2 separate regions of the Mus musculus genome follow, and region 2 is linked to region 1. The links are chromatin loops, found by intact Hi-C in ENCODE. Cell type or tissue: left cerebral cortex. All regions are shown on one strand.

Evidence for each region. Hi-C counts contacts between places; a loop is a spot of excess contacts. Peaks named below come from ENCODE experiments on the same cell type or tissue, not always from the same donor. Only the 100,000 strongest peaks of a DNase experiment are listed, where the experiment ranks them.
Region 2: it touches region 1 in a loop (3-fold over the local background); 4 of 42 quality-filtered maps call a loop at or near these places.

What each region holds. Positions count from the first base shown.
Region 1 is chr16:92,154,585-92,157,084 of GRCm38, reverse strand. All of the region lies in intron 1 of Gm41496 (a long non-coding RNA gene), which reads right to left. Gm41495 (a long non-coding RNA gene) reads right to left here. Exons shown (of 2, transcript XR_876254.2): 1 at 2,231-2,500; 2 at 794-905. Among named protein-coding and RNA genes, the nearest start is that of Gm41495, 2.8 kb to the right of the region's middle. In left cerebral cortex, no CTCF peak of the experiment used is centred here; a DNase peak (open chromatin) is centred at 1,555.
Region 2 is chr16:92,285,823-92,288,322 of GRCm38, reverse strand. No RefSeq gene overlaps it. Among named protein-coding and RNA genes, the nearest start is that of Kcne2, 5.3 kb to the left of the region's middle. In left cerebral cortex, a CTCF peak has its summit at 1,519 (motif pointing right); a DNase peak (open chromatin) is centred at 1,528.

The DNA of each region.
Region 1 (2,500 bases):
GTTTGAGCAAGTTAAAAGCCTGCATTCTGATTTCCTCCATATTATCTTCTGGGGAGGGGGAGAGCATGGCGGGGGAGGCGGAGGAAGGATGCATTTTCCCAAGTTTTCAGCTAAAAGTCAGTCAGCCCAAGGCCCACTCAGGTACCAGTTACTGAGGGGCCTGGGACTGCCTCAAGTTTCTTGACTAGAAAGACTTAGACACGGGACGCGAGGGTGCCAGAGAGCTGGAGGCGTCCAGTCCCTGTGTTGTTTCCCGGTGCTTCCAGTCACTGTTCTGCAGGGCTTTGAGGCACCATGGAAGCCATAGGAAGCTGTGGATGACAGGATGGAGTCCTTAGATCTAGAATAGGCTCCTTGGTCTGGGAGCCAACACCAATCCTGGCTCTGCCATCTTCCACATGGTGGGGGAGTACAAGCCAAGGCTTTTGCAGGAGTCCATTTTCTTATGTAACCAATGGGGGTTAGTGAAAAAACCCATTGAGTCAGCTAATGCATATGTGACCCTGAGGAGGAACCTGTGCTCAGAGAGCATCAACTGCACAGAAGAGGAGAAGGGAAACCATGTTCCATGAATACAGAGCTCTGCCTGGAGTGGCAGGACAGGGACAGGGAAATGCTGCCCCAGATGACAGGGATGGGAAACACAAATAAATGGTTTGAAGGGGGAGCCTGATTATAGAGCAAGCAGGTGGTGTGCCCCACATCACCATCCCAAGATATGAGTGGTTCAAAGATAGGGTGATGCTGACATTTGTGACACACACACACACACATACACACACGTACACAGGCACACAATGAGCATTCTTTTATTCTGACAGTGGAAGGTGTTCTGTCCCTTGTGATGAGAAAGTTAGCAAGCGAAGTTCTCAAGGATGCATCTGCAGTGCCAAGGCAGTGGCGACCTGAAAGGAAACCACGAACTAGCTCAGCTCTGAAATAAAAATCTTCCCCACAGGTGTCCTCTGGCTCATCTGCAGACTCCTCCCTGCCTGAGGTGAGAGTCATCTGGGAGGGTGGGCCTTCTACAAATCAGCCCTTAGCAGCAAAACGGAAGTGAGAATTTAACAGGACAGGGCGTTTCCTACTTCCCATCCAAGACCATCCTCACTCTTTGCAGTATCCACCACCATCTAATCATCCCACGAACTTGGTTGGACCTGCCTCAACTTGCCTTCTCATGGTGTGCTAGCATGAGAACTGAAGGGCGCACCAGTCAGACGGTCTGGGGTGCATCTCCCGTCCCCCTGCATGGTCAGCTTGTGTCCCCAAAGTTGGCTGCCACCAGCCACAGAGTGAAGAGCCCAGTGAACAGGCATTCCTGGGAAAAGTGCTCACCAACATCCCAGAAAAAAAAAAAAATTGTTTGGCCATAGGTGTCGTCAGACTTCAGGCTCCCTTTAGTCTTTCAAACACTCATGAAGTTTGTCCAGAAGACTTGTCCAGCTTGTAAGGATACAAAAAACCCACACTCCTTGAGTTCTTGATGGTGTGTTCTTTAAATAGCACCTCTCACATCTTCCTATATACTTTAAAGATATATTTTTAAAAGTGTCTGTGTGAGTGTATGCACTTCATGGGTGTTTCTGGGGTAAGTGGACCGTGCCGCCAGACAGAAGAACTGGTAAGATTGAGCCAGCCTAAACTCCAGGAAATCTCAGAATTGAGAATGGTAGGCGTAAGCCCAGGTCCCTGCCAAACTACCTGATCTGGAACACTTAACCATGACACCCCACTGAGAGGACCATGACAATTGGTCATACAGCAAAGAACCTGGACTTCTCCATGCTAAGGAGGTGTCTGGATAGGCCCTGAGTGATTAGCCAATGACCTTCCTTTCCTGGACATTCATATTCAATCTCTGCTTCACCCTGAGTAAGATGTACGCATTTACATCCGACATCAAATAAAGCAGTTTGGACGAGCAAGGACCACTCCTTCAGCAAGGATAGTGTGTGTTTGGTGGGGTGTGGGGGGAGCTTTGTCATAAAGAGCCCCACCCAAATCTCCCAGAGCAGACCTTCTCTCTTCCAGCCCCTCTGCACTCACTCGGATCCAGACTGGACTCCACCCCTGTCCTGTGCTCAGCCTGGAGCGTGTCCCCTCCTGCCTGGAGTGTAGGGAAAACGCAGGCCTCCTGACCCTGTTCCCACCTCCCATGGTCCCAGCCGAATGGGTACACAGGAGGTCTGAAACCACAGCATCAGCCCAGACGCTGCTGTTTTCTCACCTGGGAAAACTTGGTCTGGGACCTCATCATGGACTGTGTTCTGCCTCCCCTGAGTGGTTTGCCGGAGGTGCTCAGGCACCCCAGTGTTGAGGCAGACACAGTCCACAGCCTGACAGGTGTGGATGCCTACAGAGGCCAGGAGGTCCCCCGGAATTGGAGTTAGAAGCCATTGTGAGCAATCTGATGTGGGCGCTGGGAACTGAACGCCATCCTCTAGAAGAGCAGCACGTGCTCTTAACTGTTAAGCCATCTCTTCTGTCCAGCCATATG
Region 2 (2,500 bases), 130 kb before region 1:
TTACATCATCATAACTATACAGAAGACAAGAAGTAGGTTACTGATTTTGATAAGACAGGAATTGCAAAACACTCAGACCACAGTCAGATCTCAGTGTGTGTGTGTACTCTGACGCATGCACGTGTTTGATGGATGGAGTCAAGGTGCCACCACCATACACAAGAGGGCAGAACCGCCCCCAGCCATCAAAAGCTACTTCATGCCCCATTCCCTTCATTCCTTTCTGTCTGAGCTCTGTCTCCCATTAGCCCAGGAAACTACCAAACAGAAACCCCTCTATACATCTGTCATTGTGAGAGTGTTATAGGATGCGGAGTACAGAGTAGGTCGCTTGTGAGGTCAGCTTTTCCCACACAGTTTAGGGTCCTTTTGGTCAATGCAAAGTATTGCAAATAGCAACATGTCCCTTTTCCTTGTTTTGAACTAGTATTGTGCTGTAGAGATGTGTCCCTGCAATGACAGTTTCTGTGATTTGCCCATGAGTGTGCGTGTGCACATAAGTTTTCACTGCTCTGGGCTGAATGTAGTAACTTCGCCACAATGACGGCAGGGGCATGTTCAGATTTATAAGGCGTTATGATGCTAAAGAGCGGGGGATCTCCAGCGTCGCTGTGTCATCTAACGGTGTAATTAGCTGTGAACACAAATTCCAGTTGCTCCAAAGTTCCTCAGCAGAGCTTTAGCTTCCATTGTCCTCAGCCAAGAGCTGCTAGAAGTCTAGAAGTTCAGAACACTGTGGGGCCCCAGAGATTATGCAGTCCAGCCCGAGGCTGTAGAAAAAGCAACCAGGATGCCAAGAAGGGCACCGGCCGACATCTCCCCTGCACTTCAATTTTCTGTGATTTTTTTTTTACTGTTTTTTTTTCCTCCCTGCCCAAAGGCAGGCAGAGCTGCACAGTCTCTGCAGTCTTGTCAAAGGTTAGACCAGACCTAAGCGCCTTTCAAAGCCTCAGAAAAAGTCTTACCCAGGAAATTTGACCTTGTGCTCTGTAGCTTCGTCACAGGAGCCAGGCTGCAGCCACACATTCAGATTCCCATCAGCCTCTGACTGCTAAAGCCACACAGTATCAGCTGCTCTCGGGAATTACTAATGGTCTAAGGTTCAGATTCAATCAGAATTTATAGCCTGCAGCTGTCAGTCATAGGTTCATCCATGTCTGTCTGTCTGTCTGCTGTCCTGTCAACAGTTCTTCCAGCCCTCAGCTCTTCCAGGCTCTGAGTGTCTACAGAGTGCCAGGCACTTTAGAAGGCTCTGGTCCATGCTGTATCTGCAGTTAGGGTCAGAGAACGCCACCTGCCAGATGAGAAAGAAATGGCCTTGAAAGTCAGAATCCCTGGGGATTCCTAACCCAAGGTCTTCTTGGAAGTCTGGCCTAGGTCATTCTTTCATACAGCTCCTGAGCACAAACTCTGCCATATGCTGCTCCTTTGACTCGAACAGCTTTCCTTCATTTCTGAGTTTAGATGGCAGCTTGAGTCCCTTTCTGGGTTTTGTACCTGTAATGTGAGTGTCTGCCACCAGGGGGTGCCAGAGAAGTGACTTAGTCATAGACAGGCCAAGACCCTTCTTGCGGATTTGTCCTTTCTGTGTCCACGATTTGGGTTCACTTGCAGCATTTCTGGTACACGGAGCTCCTTATGAAGATAGCAGACGTCCCTGCCTCACTGGGGATCACTGACGCCATCTGACGTCTTTGTGAAAGGGGCACACATCAAAAGAGTAAAGGAAGCTAACAACACAGAATCTTCTCCAGCTGGTTTACAGAAGTGTCCCAAAGCCATACTCGTGCGGAGTGACCTAAGAGCCATTCAGTTCCCCGTGCAGATGAAGTTAAGTCATATAGTAGCTTTATTTAACGGCAGGTTCGTTTGGTCGCTTTTGAGGGTTGCTGCAATTTTGTTCTGAGTGTCAGTGCACAATTCCTACCGATTTCCTTCTGTGTGCCAGAGAACACTCACCCTTTCCTTCTCCAGGACCGTAATGTGGGAGCAGCAAACAATGGTTTGTGGGTTCCTGGAGGGCAATGTCTCATGATTCTTTCTCCTGATTCGGAAGCTTCCTATATAGGAACTTTTGTCCAAAGTCTTTGGATTTCAGACGTTGAGATCAATATATGCTAGGTTTGCCTGGGAACTTTTTCGTGTGGGGTCCTGATGAGTCCCTTGGTCCCAATGAGATGGTTTACCATCTCTCTTAGCTTAAAGCTCTTAACTTTTTAAGTCTGAGCAAAACCCCTGCGTTGATTGAAGGTTAAAGGATTCAGCTTCAGTCTCTGTGGCAGGTTTCAACTTGAAACGGATCTTAAGCTCAGATCTGCCAGCCCTCCCTCCCTCCCTCCCCACCTCCCTCCCTCCCTCTCCCTCTCTCTCCTGCCCTCCTTCCCTTTCAGCAAAGCTATAAGTGAAACTCATCTCCCTTTGCATCCCCAAACCCATCTAACAGACTCTTAATATGGGCACTTTCCACCACAGTGTTTTGACACCAACGTATTGTGTCTGT